2 separate regions of the Homo sapiens genome follow, and region 2 is linked to region 1. A link is an interaction called in ENCODE POLR2A ChIA-PET data of the cell type or tissue named here. Cell type or tissue: OCI-LY7. All regions are shown on one strand. Each heading gives the region's core, and the rest is flanking DNA. Links, peaks and the distances in the headings are about the cores only. Region 1 overlaps LOC285762 (a long non-coding RNA gene). Region 2 overlaps MAN1A1 (mannosidase alpha class 1A member 1).

The links. ChIA-PET counts read pairs that join two places held together with the same protein. Peaks named below come from ENCODE experiments on the same cell type or tissue, not always from the same donor. Only the 100,000 strongest peaks of a DNase experiment are listed, where the experiment ranks them.
Region 2: POLR2A ChIA-PET joins it to region 1 with 12 read pairs; 2 of 35 experiments call an interaction of 5 or more read pairs at or near these places.

What each region holds. Positions count from the first base shown.
Region 1 is chr6:119,441,594-119,454,671 of GRCh38, reverse strand. LOC285762 (a long non-coding RNA gene) reads left to right here. Exons shown (of 6, transcript NR_046100.1): 6 at 1-2,125. Among named protein-coding and RNA genes, the nearest start is that of MAN1A1, 98 kb to the right of the region's middle. In OCI-LY7, for the core only: no CTCF peak of the experiment used is centred there; DNase peaks (open chromatin) are centred at 4,891, 5,231 and 9,911; H3K4me3 peaks cover 1,071 bases; H3K27ac peaks cover 3,587 bases.
Region 2 is chr6:119,332,829-119,343,864 of GRCh38, reverse strand. All of the region lies in intron 2 of MAN1A1 (mannosidase alpha class 1A member 1), which reads left to right. Among named protein-coding and RNA genes, the nearest start is that of MAN1A1, 11 kb to the left of the region's middle. In OCI-LY7, for the core only: CTCF peaks have their summits at 9,763 and 9,965; a DNase peak (open chromatin) is centred at 9,964; H3K4me3 peaks cover 968 bases; H3K27ac peaks cover 359 bases.

The DNA.
Region 1 (13,078 bases), core at 2,125-10,124:
TTTTCCCCCCTTCACACCACTGACAGAACAAAAACATTTAGAGGAAGACAGCCCAATGTCATGTAAGTATTTGTATATTTGTTCTCACCATGGTACACAAGGGACATATCGAACCCTTTCCCTGACTAAAAACAGGACATTATTTAAGCTCTGCCATCACACTCCAATGCTTTTCAATAGCTAGAAGAATTCTGCATTCCTTCCCATAGGAACTGTAAGCTCAAAAAGAAAAATTCTTCTGCAACACACTCTATCAATAACTTGTATTCATTTTGCTTTCTGAAATAGTTACTTTTTAAAATGTATATGCTAAGAAAAAGTGAAAGAAGAAAAAAGAGGCCCTCCATCTATGAATTGTGCTCTTTTTTTATTCATATGATTTCCAAGACCAAGCAAATTATCATAATCTTCCTAACAGAGATACACAATTCCACCTAAGAATTACCATTTACTTAAACCAGTGAAAAGCAGTTTCTATTAGATGCTGAGACAAGTCATCTGTATGTGTTCATATGTGCTCCCTAGAAATTATTTTTGAATTTCAAGGTTATAAATAATTCCCAAACTCAAGTTCATGCTGATATTCTAATATGGGTTATTTGTTCTCCTCTGCTGGTGTCATTTCTTTTGATTTAATCATTATCCCTTACAGGCTGGCACTGGTCTATTCAGTATACTGACAGGACCAAGCCATCATCCCACCTAAGAATATCAATTATGCTTTCAAAGCATACAATTTGATTCATGCAGAAGCTACTGTATATGCATCATGGTGTTTTCATAAAGACTCCCTTATTTACTCTAAACAGTGTTATGCCTTTTACCATAAGATTCTGTAGTAACTGTTTAACCTTTCTAAATCTTTTCAAGAAATCTTAAAAGAAAGGAAAGCTTGCCCTCAAGAATACACTTTCTGTTCTTATAAAAATCAGCTCCTCTATAAATAGCTGCAGTGAGGCAAAGCTTCAAAGCTTCAGCCTAAAATGCCATGAGTACTGTCCTGTAGAGACAGCTTTCAACCATGTCTGAGTCGGCACAAAAAAGGAACTTCCTGCCAGCTGAATGTGTGTCTCCCAACTTTCTCTCCTCATGCATATCTAAAAAGGATACTGAGCTAGAATTGCTAGTAGTTTTCCTATTTAAGGCCTGTATGGAAGTCGTTCCCACAGTAGAAGCTGGAAACACACACACAGCCCACTCCTTCACTCACTCATAACCTAGCAGGACCAGCTCCGGGCCCGCTCAGCTCCCTGTGCTGCCTGATTTCTCATTTCTCGAAGCACACAGAGGCTGGAATGAGCCCACCATCTGCCCCAACCACCAGAAACAAAAACATGCCTTTTTCTATCCCTGTGTGTGCAGGCAACGTCCACCCATGCTGCTCAAGCCCTTTGATCCTACAGACCAAGCCACCACATCCTCTTCATACCCCCTCATGCACCCATGAACACAAGCACGCACACACACACACACACACACGCACAAACACACATGCCCACACAATGCTCACAGTGATGTCAGGAGTGGTTACCCTTCCTTCCATATGCCTATGTACCATATGACAGAGACAGCAACAAGGAAAAACATTACTTCGCCTCCCCAAACCAATCCTAATGTCTTTCTTCAGTGAAAATGGTTCATCTGCACTGGGGTCCTCCATGTAAGAGCCAGAAGTTCTGGGCTTCTCCAGATATGTGCACATCGAGAAATAATGAGCACAACTGTATGGTAGTGAAGACAAACAATTGCAGTACAGTTGAAAACTGCTCTGTGTGAACTGATTACCCACAGAGTACCATGCTCTGCCAGGGTCGGTGTGGTAGAGGGCCATCTCCTCCCGTGCCATTCTTCTAGGATCAGCTATGTCAGCTCTTGTTAAAAACTCCTCACCAAAAAGAATCAAAAACAGAAACCAAGATAGCACTTGAGAGAAGATGGAGGAGATGTTCATTCCTGTACCCATCTCTGGAGGGCCACATGTTTGGAGACTACAGTACAGTTTGCCTCTATCTGCTTACTATAATCCTGAGGATGGATTTTGAAGCATAGTTAAATGGTGTTGGCCATTTCCCCTCACTTTAATTATTCAAAATAAACAAACAAATAAAATGCCTTTCCAAATGCTTCATCAATGTTTTTATAGGCATATATATGCATCTTTAAAAATTAAGATCGTACTATATATGCTTTTGTTAAGCTTTTTCATTTAAATATTTTGTTTTTCATGAAATATACATTGATAAGAATTTTCTTAATTACATGTTCTTCGACACAACTTTTTTTGACATTTATCAATTTAATTAGATATTAAACATCTAGGTGTAATTGGGGATGAACTTATCTGTGGCACGGATCAGGTACAGTCTGCAGAAGCCTGGATTCTTACTAGCACCTAGGAGACTTATTTTTCTCTGTTTTATAAACCATATCCAGAAAATGAATTTGTTTGTTCTCACTGATGGCTCTCAATTCTTGAGAATTAATTGGTCTTTATTACATCTAGGTGTGATATTTGCTAGCTAGGTATGAAATATCAGTTGTCTCATTTGTAAAAATAAACAATCCTTTGCTTATTCAAACTACAGTCACGTTTGTAGGTAACCCATATGTCCATTTAGTTCTAAATTTTTAGGCTAAAAAAGCATGAGTCGAGCTGGCAATTTTCAGTGTTCCCTATCTCAATGTAGACCCTGTTAAACTTTAATCACCTTGTGAAGACATTTGTCAAGACAAAAGTATAACAAGTATTGGCCACACAGGCAGTCATTTTGGTATAAATGAAAGATTGTTGACTGTCCTCAGCTTTCAACTCTGCAAACCAAGAGCTTTAGTTTAAGCTGGATGCCCCCCAGCTGGCAATTCTTATACAGAACCTTCTCTTTAGCATCACTGTGAGAAGTGGGATCCGTAGAAAGCTTCCTAAAAGATCAAATTATAATTTAAACCTCTTAAACATATTTTAATGAAGCAAAACCCCCTCAGGATATTTAAACGCACAGTCTTCAACTATAGAGAGAAAGAAAAATATCCCTTTCCTATGCTGATGACAAAGTTTTATTGTCATGAACTAATAACAGTAATAGAAAATTAATTGGTTCAGCTGTCTGAGTGTTAGAAAGAATAGGTTATGACCAATAATTCTAAAGATAAAAATCATTATTTTTGGCAGCTATTCCCTGGTTTAATTAGTTTATATTCAATAATTCCATCTAACAATCATTCATGTGGTTACATAGGAACTTGGCAGTTTCACTGGGAAGCTCTGTTGCTCAGTTTCACTAAACCAGACGTTTCTTGAACAAACTACTAAGAACTCCCTCTGACTGTTACAGGCAACTGACAAGTCTTCCTTTGAAAATATTCCAGGATATGTTATATCCACCACCATCTACACGCACACACATACACGTGCCCATGCATTCTATAGTATAGCTTTGGGACATTGATCATATATATATGTTTTGTTGATAGTATAGATGTAGAAGGGCTTTCTACAGAAAAGTCTACACTCCACCCATAAATAATCTTTTGAGCCACCTCAGTGTAGAGCTGCAATGGCCATCTATTGAGCCATGAGTTTTAGTTAGATTTCAATAGGAGCATCAAAAATGAGACTGGTTGCTGGTGAGGAGATAATGGGGTCGGGGGAACATCTGCAGAGGGTGAGTCCTCACATAAGCCTGAAGGGTAGGTGGGCTGGAGTTTGCTGGGGGAGAGAGACAAGTGGCACTCCAGGTAGAGGAAGCAGTGTGTGTGGAAATGGCACTGGGGCATAGAGCAGCGTAACACACTCTTGAACTCTCAGGTTGTTGAGAATGGGAGGAAGGATGGTGCAAGAGGCAGGGACGTGGCAGGACATGTGGCTAAAGCATAGTCAGGGAACAAGCCATGAAACACATTCCATATTAAACCAAACATCTGATCCATATTCTGAAGAATATGAGCGGTTATGGAGGATTTAGAAAGTAGGGCATGACGTGGTATGATTTGCCATTTAGAAAGGGTCCTCTGGCAACAGTGTGGACAATGGGGCCAGCCAGGACTGGAGGCGGACAGAACAATTCAGAAGCTGCTGAAGCAATGCCAAAAGGAAAGGGCACAGAAAAGTAGCGACAATGAGAACAAAGAGCAAGAGAAGGTTGTAAAAGATATTTAGGAAGTGGGGTTAACAGGACCTATTAAAGATGGAGAAAGAAAAAGAGAGGAGAACTATAAAGAGTAATCAGATTTCTGACTTAAAAGACTATGTGAATAGTGGTTGCAGTCTCCAATATAGGTAATACTGGAGTAAAATCAAAATCTTATACCAAGATAATGAATTTGATTTGGAACATGTTGAATTTAAGGTGCAAGTATGATATCTGGATAGAGCTCTCTTGCAAACAAGTGGATTATGTGAATATGAAGCCTAGAAGAGAGGTCAGGAACATGAGTATAGGTTTGAGAATCATCAATACATAGGTGATAGATAAAGCCATTGGTTTGAAGGAGGCACAGAAGAGTAAGTGAATAGAGATAAGGCGGAGGAGTCACAGATGAAGATCATCATTTAGTGAAAGTCATCAGTAAGCTTAGTGGTAGCATTTGCTCTGAAGTGTTGGGGACCAGGAGCCTCATAGCCGTGAGCTGAGAAGGGAATAGCAGAAACAGAGATTATCAAATCTTTGGACTTTGATACAAGCAATCAATGCACACATGTGGGGAGAAATGTGTGCCTTATCAGGGATGTCAGTTATCAGTAAGAAAACTGAATCTACAATAAAGTCAGTACGAAACTGATTTGGTCACAGGCTGGATTAAAGAAGTGCTAGAACTGGAGCAAATAAAGTTGAGTGTGGCACTCAGTGTTGTACTCAGTGCTACTCCACATCTTACAGGCCAGGTTAATGAACTTTAAAGTTCAGAGATTCACTTCTCCTTTCCATCACTACTGCAAGCAAGGAAGAAAAAAGTGTGGGAAATTAAACCAAAAGAGGAATCAAAGAATTAGACTTGTTATGACAAGTGTACCTTTCAATGTGCTGGGCGCTCTAGAAAAACAGGAGAAAGTGGGGGGCCTCCTCCTTCCCACCCACTCTAAACGAAAAACAACCAAGCTTACAGGGCATAGCTGACCTAAGCATTCACCCAGGAAGTAGGGAAATTGGAAATTACAGCAAAAACATGAAACTTCCTTCTAGGCTGCCTCTCTACATTGAATGTGTTCACTGCTTAGAGGCAGAAAAGAGGAAGGAGGAGAGCCAGGTTCTTTCTGTGAATCCATGAGGCCAAGGCAGGCAGTGGAAGAGGCAGTACAGAGCCTGTTTGTCACCTCTGAGGTCGAGGAATCCTGGCCACTGTGAGACCCTTGGCCCAAAGGATGTGGGATTCTCAAAAACCAGGTTTACTGTAACTCTTCCTCTCAGAGGGATGAAAGAGAATGTGGAGGATGAAACCAGTGTTCACACCCACCCTCCCCAGGGAGAGGGAAGAGAAATTCCCCTTCTCTATGGAAACGTGGATTGGAACAGAAAGCTCCTCCTGGAACAGGGGATAGTGCACTCTGAGCATATATAGTGGAAAGTAAACAATCTAAAGCTGTGTCAGGTAAGAATGATTGGAGCTAGAGGAATGTGCCTTAAATGTGTCAAAATGGATGTTGTTTGGAAGAAAAAATAGCATTCTTCGCATAGCCCAAGATGGAGAATAAGGCCAACAGATGGCAATTAGAGGCAGAGTGACCAACTGTCCTGGTTTGCCCAGGACTGACGGATGCCCTGGGATGCAGAATTTTCAGTGTTAAAACAGGACAGCTCCAGACAAACCAGAACAGTTGGTCACCTGGGATGACAGATTTCAGTTCAATTAAAGAAAGACATAGAGTCAGAGCTTTCTTACCACAAAGAAATGATCCATGTTTGAGGGTACACTAAATACTTTGATTTGATGATTATACAATGTATACATGTATTGAAACGTCACACTGAACCCCATAAATATGCACAATTTTTATGTGCATATTTATTTTTATTTTAAAATGAAATAAAACAACAAAAAGACAGCTGTTCAAAGGCAGATAACAATTTTACTACCACTGGAAATGCTCAAATATAGTTTAGCCTTTAGCTCAAGGCTGCCAACAAGAGGGAGGTGGGAGTTGATGACCCCAAAGGAGAGAAGAAGAGTAATCTGGTACCATGAACTTTTTAAAAAATTTATTGGAATATAAGCATTTTCCAATTGATTATTTGTTTGCTTTTGGCAGTCATTTAAGAAACTTTCTCTAAGAAACTCATTGGTTCATATGTTTCTTCCATTAAGTGTGTGTGTACACAAACACACACACACACACACACACACACATGCACACATATATATGTATATATGTACCTCACAGTTTGGGCAGAGAAGCAAATTTAGCTCTAATTCCAATCCCAGTACTTTTCTACTCTGTTTTCCCACCCGCTCCACCATGCCCAACACACAAACACACACAAACTTACCATAACAGCCTATGGGTTGAATTAGACAGTCATTGTGTTAGGAAAATGGAAGCTTGTTCCGTCAAGCCTCCCTCTCAGTTCCTTCTTTCTAAAAGTGAATTTTTGAGGGCCTACTTTATTTTGTGGGAAGTGGGGTGGGAAACCTTTTTTTTTTTTTTGAGATGGAGTCTTGCACTTGTTGCCCAGGGTGGAGTGCGGTGGTGCAATCTCAGCTCACTGCAACCTCCACCTCCCAGGTTCAAGTGATTCTCCTACCTCAACCTCCTGAGTAGCTGGGATTACAGGTGCCCACCACCAGGCCTGGCTAATTTTTGTATTTTTAGTAGAGACAGGATTTCACCATGTTGGCCAGGCTAGTCTCAAAGTCCTGACCTCAGGTGATCTGTGCACCTCAGCCTCCCAAAGTGCTGGGATTACAGGCGTGAGCCACCAAGCCCAGTGGTAAATCTTAATATGGTCCCTGTTATCATGAATTTGTGAAAAGATAACTAAAATGCACTTATAGCAATTAAAGAAGGCTCTAGTTAGTGACTAATTGTGCCTCTGTACACCTTCAAGCCTGTGGACCAAGGGCAGTACTGAGTTACAGCTGCAAAGGCCAGAGCCTTTGTTTGCTTGGGGAAGGCTGGAGAGTTCCACACTTATTATACAAAGTTAGGGTAAGAATGACCATACGTTTCCATTTTCTCAGAACAGCCCATGTCTACTCATACTATTCCAGCATAATTATTAATAGTATCCCAGTTTGGATGATAAATTAAATGACCACCCTAGATACAGCTATTGGACATAGTCAGAATAAGGGCTGAAGTTGAACAACCAATGGCACTGGGTCATGCTCTGGGCATTTTTTTAGTATTAGATTTCTAGCATATACCCATGCTGAGTCCAGGTCTCAAGAAAATGTTTACGCTTCTGTGCATATAGGAATATTTGTGTTAACATTAAATCATGGTTAAAAGAAACAAATTCAAAGAAAACATACAGTGAAGTTATCATTAAAAATTTCTCAATGATAACTTTGTGGGTTTTGTTTTCATGTTTGTTTAACAATAGAAGAATGGAAAATAACATTGTCTGGCTGGCAGTTGGTGATATTTATTAATTGGATATTCTTTCTGGTACTTTTGCTGGTTTTCCCTGTCATGCTGGTCAAACACACCCTAGAAAAACATACAGGTTGGACTTATCATTGGAACACGCCTAATTTTCACTGTCAGTATGCTGCGCAGGATGGCCACAATAGTTTTGTGGCTAAATAACCAAAGTCAAGTCTGCAAATAACTTTGACCCAGATACTTAAGATTTCAGAAGACTGGAGACAAGATCTGGAGCTTAGCCAGCTGGCCCTAAAACAAGGAAGTTTTCCAGACTATGGGGCAAATGTAAGACTGCTACATTCCCAAACTGGTTCTGAGATGCCTGTTCATTACCATCAACAGAGAAGCCTGTAGTTAGTGTTTAGAAAGAAGGAGGTTTTATAACTGAGGCTCATATTGAAAAAGAAAATAAAAGACTAGAAACCTGTGGCCAGAATAATGTGAGTGAGTCAGAATAAAAGAAGGAATAAAGGGAGGGAAAGCCCAGATCCAAAATGAGGCCGATCATACATGGGGCTTAGATATGTCCAAAAATGAGAGGGCCCACCAGGAAATCTCCTTGATTGACGGGCAAGGCAGCTTGTCAGCAGTGAACTCATCCTGATGTTAGAGAGAGTCAGGCAGACAAACTCCATCCAGTTAACAAAAGCTGAGTTGTTGAAGGGGAGAGATGATTCTAAATAAAGCATTGTCTGTCACTCCAGAGATCCTTATTGAGCATCTGTGATGTGCCAGGCACTGTTCTAGGTGGAGGCATGAGACATACAGTGAACAAATGAACAAATAAGCACAAGATAAATTCAGATAATAAGTGCTATGAAGAAAATGAAGCAGAGTGATGTAATAACACCACAGGGGGGGAAGGGAGAGAATATTTCAGGCTGAGTCATTAGGTAAGGCCTCTCTAAGGAGATGTGATTCTGAAAGAAAAGATGGAGCCATACTGTGAGCAAGTTAACTAAAGACTGGAGAGCATCCATTGGTTTGACAGCATCAAGCTCATCGGAGACCTTCACAAAGGCAGTTTCAGTGGAACAGTGGTGTAGATGCCAAATAGGAGAGGGCTGATGAGGTGGGGATAAAGTGAATGTGGGGTAAGGAAGCAGAGACAGAGACTGCAGACAGCGGTCCACTTCAGATCTAAGCTACCCGGAAATTGAAAAGTATATGCAGCTGCAGGAGAGCTTTTAAGAGGGGCCAGCCTGGAACACTGCGGAATGCTAAGAGAAGAATCCCCACTGAGAGGGAGAGTTAGACATGCAGAAAAGTCCTTGCGAAAACAGTAGGGAGTCAGATCCAGAACACATGTAGAGGCTGGTCTTTGACAAGAAGAGGGACACTTCCTCTACATTAACAAGAAGCAAGGAAAGGAGGGAACTAATGCAGGGGTGGTTTTATGGACCTGTCAAGCTGGATCCCTATTAACTTCATTAGGGATGGTATCAGGTTCAAGAGGCTCAAGAAGAGACCCAGAGCGAGCAAACAAGACATAGGGTTTACTAAGGGGACTTAGATACAGAGTGGCCCAGTGGCAATGGGTTGGATGACAGAACTGCTACCACTTGCAAAAAACATGCAATTTATATAGCATTTTTGCATAGCATCCTCCTCCAGCAACCTCCACCTCACAGCCTTCATTTAACCCAAAACAAAGGGCCTCAACCCCCTGCACAGCCCGTGTTCCATGGGACAGGTGGAGGTTCATATGTTCTTCATAGATAAGAAATGAATTTCTGAGTTGGCCACTCCCAGTTTCCTTAACTTGTAACTCTGAACACATATTCAGGTGCATCTGCCATACAGGATCATTCTCAGTGTATGCTTAAGTTACGGCTATCAGGCGTGTCTGCCATACAGAGCCTGACAATGGGAAGTTTAAAGAGTTCCTATCTCATTACTTTTATTTTGTTAATGAAATAAGAAATGAGGTCATCAGTGAGAGTGAGTAAGATGTAAGGGGGAGGGGAGAAAGTATAAAACAGTTCTCTTGAGAATGATTAAGTTTATTAGGGAAACACTGTCAGGCAGTGCAGAGTACCTATTTAAGGCACCTAAATATGATGATGAATTTATTTAATGAAACAGGCAGCCTCCTTATTGATTTTTCTCCAGCCATACACATTTGTTCAGATCTAAATACAAAGAAGGTAGATAGGTCCAACCAGTGCTAAAGTTGTGGCAGATGAGTGTGCTCATCGCAGAACTGAATAAGGGAGGTGAGAGTGTCTGTAGGGACATGATTATGACTTCTACCATAAAATCTAAGCTGGACAAAAAGGGAAGTGAGGGATAGTTGATAGATAATGAAACTGTGGTGGCATTAATGGAGTGGAGTTCTCAGTGAAATGATACTAGCCTGCAGCTGGAAAGTGGAATACAGTACCTGAGTCAGAAATTTCAGAGGCAGGATGCAGGATGTTTTGGCAGTTAAGGTAGAGAAGCTAAAAGAAGAACATTGTCACAGAAAAGGTATAATAGTCCATTCTCACATTGCTATAAAGAAATACCTGAGACTGGGTAATTAATAAGAAGTTCAATTGGCTCACAGTTCCACAGGACGTACAGGAAGCATGACAAGATCTGCTTCTGGGGAGGCCTCAGGAAATGTACGATCATGGCAGAAAGCAAAGAGAAATCAGGCACGTTTTACATGGCTGGAACAGGAGTGGGGGCAGGGGGATTAACCACACATTTTTAAACAAATAGATCTCGTGAGAACTCTATCACAAGAACAGCACCAAAGGAGGAAATCCACCCCCATGATCCAATCACATCCCACCAGGCCCCATCTCCAACACTGGGATTACAATTCAACATGAGATTTAGGTGGGGACACAGATCCAAACCATATCAGAAGGCAAAGGAAATAAGAGCAATGGTGGAGAATGAGTCAGCCTAGGCATTATGAAACAGCCTATGAGAACTACAGCAGAGTTGGCTTCGAAAGCTGTAAGCCAGGGATATCTCCCCTGAATGAAGAGAGGTTGGTAAAACATCACCTGGCCATGCATAATGACTAAGGATACGTGCTCTAAAGTCAGACTGCTAGAGTTTGAATCCCAGCTTAACCACCTTCTCACAGAGACCCTGGCGGCAACAAAAATAACACCAAACACTCAGATGGTATCTACTAAGTACTTTACATATATTTATACCTCACAATAAGCCAATGAGTTAGACACTTCTGAATTCACATTACACAAATGAGAATAAGTTTTTTGTCCTCTTTAAACCTCACAATGATATGATAAGGTTTGTTCCTATCTTATGGGGTTTTTGTGAGTTTTCAGCGAAATAATTTATGCAAAATGATTAGTACACTGTCTAGCTCCTAGAAGTGTTCAATAAACGTTAACCGATATTATGAGGAGAAAGGACAAGGAGCAGGGTTTTAATAAGGAGCGATGGTCTGGAAGCAACCCTGGGAAGCCAGGAAGAAACTCACCCACTGCTGGCCTTGAAGAACATGGAAGGTTTTGCCTTTTTTTGGTAGGAAAAAAAAAGAGAAAAAGAAAAAAAAAAATGGAGCATGGAACAAACCAAAAAGTACATCAGATTTATACAATTAAAAAAAAAAATCTCTGCTGGGCATGGTGGCTCACGCCTGTAATCCCAACACTTGGGGAGGCCAAGGCAGTGGATCGCTTGTAACCAGGAGCTCAAGACCAGCCTGGGCAACAAGGCGAAACCCTGTCTCTACAAAAAATACAAAAATTATCCAGGTGTAGTGACCTGTGCCTGTAATCCCAGCTACTCAGGAGGCTGAGGTGGGAGAATCGCTTGAGCCCGGGAGGTTGAGGCTGCAGTGGGCCAAGATTGCACCACTGCACTCCAGCCTGGGTGACATAGCAAGACCCTGTCTCAGAGAAAACAAAAAACAAAAAAAACGCCTGGCTGAGTGCCCATATGGGTGTCAGGTAAGGAAAGGAATTGGAGAAGTCAGATAAAAGTCTAGCAATACTGGACAGTTTGTTACTCAAGAAAGAGGGGTTTTAGAGGATGGAGCAACAGGGAGGATAACGCAGGTCTGTTGAGTCGGAAGAGACATGTACAAAGAAGTGCGCGGTTGGGCTGAGAGTTTAGTGACCCTCATGACATGCACGTTTACCAGACAGGCTGACTTTAGATCTTCCTAACCCTGTGACTCCACTTCAACGGCCGTGAAACTAACAGCTGTTCAAAGAGAAAAAGCAAGTTGGAAAAACAGGAAACAGGTGGCCGTTTTCGAAGAACAGTACACATGTTCATCTGACCAAGCAAGATTTAGCCTTGAATCCAGCAAACACTTTTTGAGCATCTACTATATGGCAGGGCCTGAGCTAGGCTCATCTGCATATATTATCTTATTTAATCCTCAGAACCACAAAGCAAAGTGTATGTGTGTTAAGATTATAAAGGCTTAATATTAAAACAGAGTGATGTAATCAGCAGTCAAGCTGGAACATTCCAGAATCCTCAACCCTTTTTACCTCCAAGGATGTAGTGGTTACCTCGAAGACAGGTCAGACACACCTGCCTATATCCTTTCTCTTTGTTCTTTCCTCTTGTCCACCTTGGTGGTTCTCAAAGAACTCCTGAACAGAGCTATATCCTCAAAACTATATTCACTATCCTTTATGGATAATTTAAAGGATTTCCAAAAATAATTCTAATTTTGTCTTAAATACTAACTGTGTCCGGAATTGGTGGGTTCTTGGTCTCACTGACTTCAAGAATGGACCCTCGCGGTGAGTGTTACAGCTCTTAAGGTGGCGCGTCTGGAGTTTGTTCCTTCTGATGTTCGGATGTGTTCGGAGTTTCTTCCTTCTGGTGGGTTCGTGGTCTCGCTGGCTCAGGAGTGAAGCTGCGGACCTTCGCTGTGAGTGTTACAGCTCTTAAGGCGGCGCGTCTGGAGTTGTTCGTTCCTCCCAGTTGGTTCGTGGTCTTGCTGGCTTCAGGAGTGAAGCTGCAGACCTTCGCGGTGTTACAGCTCATAAAGGCAGTGTGGACCCAAAGAGTGAGCAGTAGCAAGATTTATTGCAAAGAACAAAAGAACAAAGCTTCCAGAGTGTGGAAGGGGACCCGAGTGGGTTGCCACTGCTGGCTGGGGCAGCCTGCTTTTATTCTCTTATCTGGCCCCACCCACATCCTGTTGATTGGTTCATTTTACAGAGAGCCAAGTGGTCTGTTTTGACAGGGTGCTGATTGGTGCGTTTACAATCCCTGAGCTAGACACAAAGGTTCTCCAGGTCCCCACTAGATTAGCTAGATACAGAGTGTGGACACAAAGGTTCTCCAAGTTCCCACCAGAGTAGCTAGATACAGAGTGTCGATTGGTGCATTCACAAACCCTGAGCTAGACACAGGGTGCTGATTGGTGAGTTTACAATCCCTGAGCTAGACACAAAGATTCTCCACCTCCCCACTAGATTAGCTAGATACAGAGTGTCAACACAAAGGTTCTCCAAGTCCCCACCAGAGTAGCTAAATACAGAGTGTGGACTGGTGCATTCACAA
Region 2 (11,036 bases), core at 2,621-10,620, 110 kb after region 1:
CCTCCTAACCCAGTCAAGCACCTGTGGTCTTTTAAATTTCTTTCTTTATAATCTTGTGTATGTTGGTCAAAGAAGGGTTTGATTAGTCAAAATAGGAACAGCCACTGTGGGCTCCAGAGATACTGTGAAACGAGTGGCAAAACAACCTCCCCGCCAAGTAGACGAAAATAATAAACAAGATACCTGTTTGGTAGTTTAGGGAAGAGATTCCCTCTTTGAGGAAATAAGTCTTGACTTTTCCCTCAGTATTCTTAGCCTAGTTCCTTGCTTGGTGTTCAGTGATTGAACTATATCTTATCCCCACCCCCAACCTCTCAATCTGTTAAAAGGCCCTTTACACAAACTCTGCAAATTATGCCATGATAACTTTAAATCTCAGATTTTAAAACTAAGTGTATGCTCCGAGTCGTAAGGTATTGCATCTGAATGAGATCTGAGAGGTAGCTCATTCATTTTACAGTAGAGGCAACCAAGACACAAAGATCATTCTGGAAATCACATCACCAGCTAGTGGCAGAGTTGAGTTGCAGAGGGAAGCCCCAGTCTTCTGTGAGTGTTGCGCATTGTCTCCCACATGGTTTGTCTCCTAAATAAAACCCCAAAGAATTGTATAAATTATCCGTGCTTACTATTTGCAGACCCTAATAGAGAGTACAGAAAACATACAATTCTGCATTATTATAAATTTGACCTTATACTAAGTTGGTGGTTTTTCTTTTTTTTTTTTTCAGCCAACGATGGATCAAAGTAGTTTTTAAGTCAATTATAGTAATTTTTAAAAATCTTACCAGTGGCATGGTTTAGAAATCTTCTTCTTTGTAAAGACACCCGGGGAAAGCTTGATAGGACATCTTGTTTTCTTTATAAAGATCTCTCCAAGAAGCACAGGCATTTGTAATCATTCAGTTAAACATTCTTTATGAGGAAAAGTGGGGAAGAAGAAGGAAGGGAGAGAAGAAGAGAGTGAGTTACTGTATATACAAAGGGTGAAAGGGGATCACCCAGAGAAGGGACATGTGATGACTAGAAGGGCTGCTTTAAAATTATAAATGTGTGTGCTCTTCTGATATTGCACCATGGATAATAGAAGAATGACAGCTAACCTAAAGGATGATTGTTTTAAAAGTAGACATGTAAAAATCACACCAATCTATGGGCAATTCTCTCCACCCAAGTAGGTTCTGGCGATTCTCTTTTGGGATGCACTTACCTGTCTCTGATCCATCCATTTGAAGCAATGTAGTGGTTAGAAGGGTGGATCTGGACTCAGATAACGTGGGTCTGAATCTGGCCTCTACCATTCTCTTGCTTTGTGACCGTCTGCAAATTACTTAATCTCTCAGAACTTTAGTTTCCTCATTTGTAAAATGAGGTTAATAGTACCCACTTTGTTGGATCCTGAGGCTTAAATGTGATAGTAAAGCACTTAGAATGGTATCAGACATGAAGTGGGCACACAACAAATGCTGCTTGTGATTATTGCTGTTACTGGTCACCACCTAAAGCCATCAAGCCAAGATTGCATTGATCCATATGCTGTTTAATAACTCAGGAAAGTGGATAATGAAGTTTCAAAAGGGTATCAAAAATAGTTAAAATTGAGTTTTAGTGCTTAAAGGGATACATTTCCAGTTCATCAAAAAGATCTTCCATACCTATAATTTTATTTTGCTACGGTCAACTCTGATTTTCTTTGATTTTTACCAAATTCCAAAAAAACTTAAGTATCTTTAGAATGATATACTTACTGCATATACATCTTCAGCTTCTTCAGAATATATGTTAAAGAATTAATTTGTCTCTTTCTCATAGTCAAATATGCCTATTCCCGCAGATACCATCTTTCAGAGTAGTCACAGTCGAGTTATCTTAATTTCTCTTTTTTCTAATAAATAATTTTTTTATTTACACAATGCAGATCGGGTCTCACTATATTTCCCGGGCTGGTTTCAAAGTCCTGAGCTGAAGCAGTCCTCCCACCTCGGCACCCCAAAGTGTTGGGATTACAGGTGTGAGCCACCATGCCTTGGCTGAGTTATCTATCTTAAGTATTGAAGTTATTCTTCTAAATAGAGAGAGAGATCGAGTAAAGTGAATTTCAATCTGTTTCATCTTGGAGGAATGTTTTTAAGAAGTGAGAATTATTATTTTAGGCTTGGCAAAAATTATATAATTATGATAAATTCTATAATCAGAGCTCAGTCCATCACTTAGTAGTCAAAGTTAGCATAAATCAGTTTTATTTTGTAGCTCAGAGAGTTTGGTCTTTTTGAGACCTTCACATTGAATTTAGATTTATTAGGATTCCAGACCCACTACTCATTTTACACATGAGAAATAAGGCCTGTGAGCTGTGACTTCCTGAGATTCCCCCAGTGTACAAACAATAGCTGAGAATTGCTTCTTAGGTGTTGAGAAGTACTGAGAACCAGGCCCCACTCCACCTGGGATAATCTTGACTCTAATGAGAACGTGTGCTTTGGTGACTGGCTGACCAGGCCCTCCCTCCTCCTCAGCCCTAAATGGCAGGCCAACTGCCAGAAGCCCCACTGAGACCATCCTAGAGGGAGGTGGGACGTCTTTGCTGGGTAGGGGATTGCCTAAGAAAGCAATACTGGCTAATTCCTTTGCTCCGGAGAATGTGGCAGCAGTGCCCCGCCCCCACTGAGTTTTGATAAAGACTTCTGTGATCATTAGGTACTTGAAAAAAAACCAAATGAGATTAAGGCTTAAGAGCATTTAAAAGTCACAGCCCTCATTTCTGTCATGAATACTCTGGTAGTTGCTTTAGGTACTTTAGAGCTGAGCAGTCCTGCAGATAATCCAGAACAGAGATAATAAAATTGAAAAGTACACGTATCCTTCCTGTTTACTTGACTTTTGTGACTAGAATGACTCCTTCTCGCTCGTGTTTCTCAGTCTGCTCATCTCCCTGGCTCTTAAGTTTATCAAAAGCCCAGTTCCTGATTTGCTCTGCTGCTTTCTCATCACTCTTGCTCTACATCGTTCATTCAAGTGACACTCAGAACATATTATATTAACTTTTCATTTGCATTGTTCATGTTTTTATGTGGGTCACTAATTAGATCGTCCTGTCTTGTGTGGGAGTGTTTAGTATTAGCAACTTAGTATGAGAGAGGGCATGGAGATGAGGGGATAAAAACCTGATGAAGGACACCAAGTTCTGAAAGGGTGGTTTAATAACACAGCATTGCTACCCTCTGAAACAACCTTTGTTGCTGGTGCCTGTTTGTCTGTGCTAGGAGTTTATGAGAAAGGGGGTGGCAGTAATTGGTGTCCGAAGGCCTGTGAATGACTATGGCCAAGACGTGAACTCAAGCCATCCATAGACTACAAGCTATTGCTAGTGTCTCCATTTCTGCCAAATCCTTCCTCATTAAATGGTCTTCTCAAGGTCCCTTCAGAACACTCAATTCTTCTAAGTGACAGGATGATCTCAGAAATAGGACAGGAGGCCAGGGATCCTAGCCTACACTGGGGGTGGCATGTCCAGCTTCCTGAGCTGATGTTTAGGTCATGATTGTCTGTCCCTAGTTCCTCTTTCACGGGAATACATGCTGGAGCTATGTACTAAAAGGGGAGTGTGTTTCCTCACTGTATCTCTCTCTGTCGGGGCATAAGACAAGAGAACAGACCTGTGGAATGATTAGGGAAGCTCAGGGGTATCTACCCAGTCTCAAAATCTCATTCCCAGCTGCCAGAAATTCACCACCAGTGTTTCCTTTTTACTGTTTTTGTTTTGTTTTTGTTTTTGAGATGGAGTCTTGCTCTGTTGCCAAGGCTGGAGTGCAGTGGTGCAATCTTGTCTTGCTGCAACCTCCGCCTCCTAGGTTCAGGCGATTCTCCTGCCTCAGCCTCCTGAGTAGCTGGGATTACAGACACCTGCCACCATGCTTGGCTAATTTTTGTATTTTTGGTAGAGGCAAGGTTTCCCCACATTGGCCAGGCTAGTCTCAAATTCCTGATCTCAAGTGATCCACCCACCTTGGCCTCCCAAAGTGCTGGGATTATAGGCATGAGCCACCATGCGTGTCCATTTATTGATTCTTAAAGGCTTGCTTTAGAAATAGATGGATAAAGTTGCTCAGCAGAATTATTAATATTATACTTTGAGATTTGTCTTATCAAAGGATAGAATAGGTTTGTTGAAGCAAGTATCTTCCATTGTCTTATTTCGCTTTATAAACTCATGTCTGCTTGGGAAAGAAAAATTTGAAAGCACACTAGAGTAGAAAAAAAAAAACAAATCCTTCATAGTTTTATCAGTCACTAAGTAGTGTCAATGATGCTCCTCCCTAACCCCAATATGTAAGTTCGTTCCCACCCCCCGACGCCGGGTTATAACCACACTATATATACTTTTTGTTTTTCATTTTCTTTGCAAGTGTCATTTTATGTTGGCACAGTATATCCATGTCAAAACATGATACTTTATTTAACCAGTCCCTTGGACCTGAACATTTAGATTATTTCCACTTTTTTGTTTTTATTAAAAATGCTGAGACAGACAGCTTTGTCCAGTAAATTTGTGTCTCACTTTTTATTGCACACACCCTGGTAAGTGGGATTTTCTCTTAAATTCTTAAGAGGGGAAATAAATTGGCCAACAGATAGTACATTTTGAGGGATAACTTTCCAGAAACCATTTATACTCCCATGTGTCATATAATGAATGGAGTCTGTTGATTCTTTGTGAATTTCATAAGTGATGAAGCAGTATATGGCATTTTCAGTTTGCTTTTCTTTGATCAACACTTTCTCCTGTGTTGATCATTTGCATTTCTTCCTTGTGAGTTGTATAGATAGAACAAGGAAATTTTGAAAGGAGGAAGATAGAGAAGATGGCAGAGCTTGGAGGCCTAAGGAGTGAAATCCACCAGGGGAGATGGATCTGGCAAGCCGGCTCAATGAACGTGGACTCCTGTGGGAGGCAAAGTCCTGAAGGCGAGAGTTAGGATTTTATAAAGCAAAGTTGCAAGAAAAAAAATTTTTCCCCTAGATTGCACACTTAGAATAAAATATCCTTTATTGATAGGAGCTCTTACCAGGCACTTGGGACAGCCCACATCCTTCAGCTGAGACCTAGCCAGCTTTACCAGCGCATCTTCATTTTTAAGTGACAGTTGGGATTTTGCCTCAGATACTTGAGGAAGGTATTGACCTCTCTGGAGATCTGCGGAAGGATCTTTCTCCTTTTGGAATGAATCAGGATGCTTTTCTAATAGTTGAAGATCAAAAGTAGTCCAAATAGAATTTCAGAAGTGATTTTAATGATGCCAGAAAATGGCAAGTCTTACACAGCTGAATTCTTAAAGAAGAAAAATTAACCAAAAGGAAATCATGAGATTTCCTAGAAATATTTGTTCTTATGTGTGAAGAGGCAGGCTAATCTTTTGTATGTGAGAGGCCTTCAGTGTTGTAAATAGGATAAATATGCATTTTGTCAAAGATATTTTATTTTTAAAGAAAAGCATGATATTTTGTGTGTGAAGTTTGGGCTTTTTTTTTTCCACCCTAAATCCTTCAAATGTTTTTAGTCATGTTTTTTAAGATAGTGAAGAGCTGCATATTTCAAAATGTATTTATATTCTGACCTTGGTTCATAAAAGTCTGCCAAGCGCCAGAACTATTTAAATTTGGCTATAACACTGTGTTAACGTGATGAATAACGATTGACATAAATGTACTATATTATTTTTATAAATTGTGGTTAGACATGATAGTAATTTTAGAATATTTACAGTGCTATTTTTGGAGACTTTTTTTTTTTTTTTAGTCAACTAGCAGTGTTGAATGTTTTATCTAGCCAACTACAGGTTTTCAGCTCATAATTAGAAATGCCTGAGAAGTCCATATTGTGATTTAAGGAGTTATTAGCCCAAGTCAGCAATTTTATAAGGCATTCTTATTAGGAAGTATAAAATGAACTTTATGTAGTAAAAAACGTATTTTATAATTGGCATATATCTAATGCATTGTATACATTCACTCATATTAAGCATTTTGGTTAGTCTTCATTATTTAATCCTCCTGTGGTTACTTAACATAGAATGTGTAATGAAGAACTCAGTAGCTTTAAAGGTGGGGTGGTTGAGGAGAATAGAAAATGAAGGTGATTTATTAACTACTGTTGAAAGCTGCTTTAGCAGTTAGGGTGAATAAAAATGATGATTTATTAAGTATTCCATCAGTAATAAGATAAAGCCACAGTGTAGGGTTGGAAGTACTTCTGTTTTCCCTAACTCCCAAGAATACAGAATTTCTATGACATTGGCTCTTTGCAGTCGTCCGTCCCTTCCAGAACTATCATATTGAGGGCAGGAGAAAGAGCTTCCCCTATTCATCCATGTGTCCAACAGATCAGTTAGCTCTGGGCCCTGCCCATAATAGGGCCCAGTATGTATTTGTTGAATGAATATGCTCTTTGAAATAAACATGCCTACAGGAGTTACTCAGGTTAAGTGTGATTTCGCGCTAAGTAATCTGGTATTCCAGAAGTGGTGTCCGCTCATCTTTGAAGTCCTTTCTAATGTATATACTCATGGGCTACAAGTCTTTGTCTTTTTGATTTTTTTTTTTTACAACAGTCAGAAGTCATTTAGAATCAGACCTAGTGAATAAAGAGACTAATGAATATAGGAAATGCCTTTTCCAGTTTTCAAGTTGTTTTCCAGAATGATTTATAAAATGAAAACTGCATTCATTTTCTTATATGACTGTAAACTGGTGAAAGTGGTGCCAAAAACAAAAAAAAGTCTTTTGACCAAATACAACACTGCTGAAATAAATGTAGATGATTGTGAGATTCCTTTAAAGGTCAACACTCGAATATAAAGATTCTGTTATTTTATTGAAAAGTGTTTATATCTACAGCCAGTATTTTTTTTTTAGATATGTTATTTTTAAAGTAGGTAGAGTCTTCATTTATTTTCTTTATTACCTAGAATACTGGACAGTATTTAATAAGGGTTGCCATTTTTCTTGTATTTCAATTTTATACAGGATATACCTAGAGTTGGTTTTGTTTTGTTTCCATTTTGGCAAAATTTTTTGAGAGATAAAGGTGTCTTAATGAGTAATGCTTACAGTACCACACTAAAATGAAAAGTCATAGGTTAGCTATTATTTTCCACTAGAGAAATCAGAATTACATAAACATGTTCCTCCCTAAGAAGGTGTGATATTTTGAGAAAGAGAAAGAAGCTTGGTTTTCTATTTCCCAATTTCATATTGTTTCTCCTGAAAAGTGCTGTGTCATATAAATAATTGCATGGTAGAGGCTCAATGAATTTTATGCATTTGTCAGTGGTCCCTTTTGCAGTTTATTCTACAGATGACTATTAATATTCCTAAAACATCACTTCTCTCGTATTGCCCAACTCAGGTTTTAATGGTCCTCCATTTCCTATAAAGTAATGATTCAGACTTCAACATGCATCAGAATCACCTGGAGGGCATGTTAAAACAGATTGCTGGTGCCGGGCGCAGTGGCTCACACCTGTAATCCCAGCACTTTGGGAGGCCGAAGGGAGGATCACTTGAGGCCAGGAATTCAAGACCAGCCTGGCCAACGTGGTAAAACCCTGTCTCTACGAAAAATACAAAAACTAGCCAGGTGTGGTGGCGTGAGCCTGTAGTCCCAGCTACTCGGGAGGCTGAGGCAGAAGAATCACTTGAACCCAGGAGGCGGAGGTTGCAGTGAACCGAGATTGTGCCACTGCACTCCAGCCTGGGTGACAGAGTGAGACTCTGTCTCAAAAAAAATAATAATAAAAAAATTTTGAAAGCCTGGAGTTTCTGATTCAGTAGGCCTGGGTGGGCCCCAGAATTTGCATTTTTAGCATGTTGCTAGGTGATACTGATGCTTCTGGTCCAGTGACTTCAGCTAGAAAAACATTTTGCTCTAGAATGAAGTCACAGTGAAGTCACAAATGTTTAGCTTGGCATCCGTAGTCTTCTGTAAATCTGCATCAGTTTATTTGTTGAGTTGTATCTCTGTTACTTCCCAGGAAGGACTGTGCTTCCACAAAACTTACATAGTTACTATCTCCAGAACACATGTCGTTTAGGATTTCACCTTGTTTACTTTATGGTTCTCAAAAGGAGAGTCTTCTCACTTGCTCAAAATCCATGTCCTCATGAAGCCCTCTCTACACTCTCAACCTTCACTGATTTCTCCCTTCTCCAAATTCCCATGTTATTGATTATTTCTATCTTTGGCCTGTGTGTCACTGATTTTGTGTGCATATATGTTATCTTTCAAGTAGATTTCAGACACCCTAGAAGTGGGGACACCTTTTTTATCTCATAGGTCCGTGGCCCAGAATTTGACAATAAAAGGCAATTCATCCTAAATGTAACCCAGATTAAGTATATCAACAAAATGTTTTATAAATGTGAGGCAGTATGGCAGAGTAGAAACACTTCTGTCCTCCCTTTCCACGCCTTTGAAATGGAGTTAATAATTCCTCTTTTTCAGAGTTGTTGTAAGAATTAAAATAGAAAATGTATGTGAATCTCTCAGCGCAATGCCTGGCATGTATCATTCATTATTCAATACATAGTATGTACTTACTAGCAGCTAGGAATTGGTAGGAGTGATAAGGAAAGGGGTTGGTAGGTAAATTGGATTCAGAAAGTCATTTCCAGGAAAGAAAAGTATGTTTTGGCTGCAGTATTGCTGTATTGACCAATAGCTTCTATTTTCTATTGTTGCCTCCCCTTTTAGTTGTTGTTGCCAAATTTCTCACTTCCTATGGCAGGAAAGTAAGCATTATTTTGCCTTGTTAGAATTGTTATTACACAGAAGGGATGCTCATCCTCAGGAAAACCATAGAGAGGGTGTTGAATGGAGTGGTTCCTCATTCATTCATCAGTGTCCAGTTACTTCTGACTTCTGGGCCTGCTGTCACACAACACTCAGATATGTGGGGAGGAAAGAAAGCCAGGGATAAAGAAATCTGGAGAAATACCTTCAGGGCATAGAAAGAAATAATTTTTGTGAGCTGAAAAGCTGAAAATGTTTCATTCAGAGATAACTACATGTGTAAATTTAGCTCAATAATTAGGCATATGGTGCTTTCATTTTAGGATGTATCCACCCTTTGTGATAATATCCGTTGATTATTAGAGCTGCTGCAGCTTTAACTACATTGGCAGCAGAGATTCCTAGTGCATTTAAGACAAGAATTCAAGAGTGAAATGGAAAACTGAATTAATAATTTGTTCTTGGGTGGTTTTAATCTGCTCCTTAAATGTAGTTTATGCCTGGAGGATTAGATTTGGAAACAGAACACCAACTAATGTTCTAAAAGTTTACTTCCTTTTATTGGAACATTATACTCTTAAAGATTTTCAGAAGAACATTTTGGCTGTTTTAGTCTTAACATACGAGGTACACTTAAGTTCTTATGATTCAACCTAAAACAATAGAAAGCTTTTAATCTATGATATAATTTTTAACTTTTAAAGTATTTCATGTTAGACTTCAAGGCAGGAATTGTTTAATAAAAACCAACTAATAAAAGGAAAGATATTCTTTGTTGGGCACGAGGATATTTGGGTCTCTTTTCCCAAGCTTTTTAAAATCCCCCTAGGTCTATATTTTTCAATCTTAGAATTTAAAATCTGCTTGCTGTTGATGGTAAAGAAAATAGGAAAATTAAAATCAAAGGTTATTTCTGTTTACTTCCCATACCTTGTCAAATGTTTCTAAAATTGATCGAAAATAAACCATTGTAATTTTATAAATTGAAAAAAGAGTTATATTCCAAGATATAGCATAGTAGGATGAGCTGAAATAGGAAGTTTAAAACAGGTGTCTTTGGGAGAGTTGGGGATGGTGATGCTTTCCATCTGCTTCTTGCTTAAAGCTTTAACTACGGTCCTATTAGAATATACCTGAGAGTCTGGGAAGTCAGTGTATTTGCTTCTGTGGTTGTAGTTCTCCACCCACCTGTGATCTGAAGAATTACACCCTAGGTTTTTATAAGGTAAAGGCACTAGAATTTAGACATTTAGAAGGGACTTCTTTGAAAACTAGGAAGAAGATGGGCAAAGTATAATACCAGGTATTGGTCTGAGTTAACCAGGAGTAGATTATTTATTAGAAAACTAGTCTGAATTTATGTATTCTTGATAAATACAGGTTTTGACAGAAATTCTCCACTTTTGACTGATCTGGTAATAGAGGTTGAGGATTTTATAGCCAGATATGCTGCAGGTAATCAGGTGTTAGTTCTAGCTTAATAATTAGCTTAATTTAGTATTAGCTGTCTTTTTCTGTGGTACTTTACCCATGCTCTTAATCATCTTCCATCCTTCAGTGTGTTCTGCTGGAGAGAGGCGGTACTAATGGTGCAAAGGCAGACATCAGGAGAGTTGCAGAAGTGGTATTATATATGTTACACACGTCAGAAGACTAGTCACCTTAATACTCAGTAATTGACTATGATTGGCAGCAGGGAATGAGCAGCCCTCTCGCTTCCTGGAACCTTGAGAGGTGAATTCCATACATTACCACTGGTGTTCAGAAGGATCACCTTTTTCTGACCTGTGGGCACTCACTCCTACCTTTTAGAATTCCTGAGGGAGGAAGCTGTCTAGTTATATGATTAGTTAGCATATTTGTGGACCTTTAATTATCAATAGAATTGCTCGAAAGCTGTCTTAGGAAGTAATGCCTTTGATTGATTTGAAATCTCATGCATCACCCGTGTTGCTAGTGTTTTCCAAAACACTGAGGGATTTTTGCAGACAGCATTTTCAGGGGCTGATTTGAAGGTAATAAACCAAACTGGCAGGGAGGGAGGGTTCTTCCTCCACCTCAGGGTGAGATCTCTGCTCCTTTACTTTACTCTGGAGTGCCCTGTCTTCACAAACCCCGGGGGCACACAACACATTAGTAGCCATAAGTGTCTGTTGTGTGTTATGCAGCCCGGAGTCTTCCACTGGTATATACCAAGTCCCCAAGTTAGATATTTCTCTTTTAAAAAGAATTTTGCCTTCATATTTAA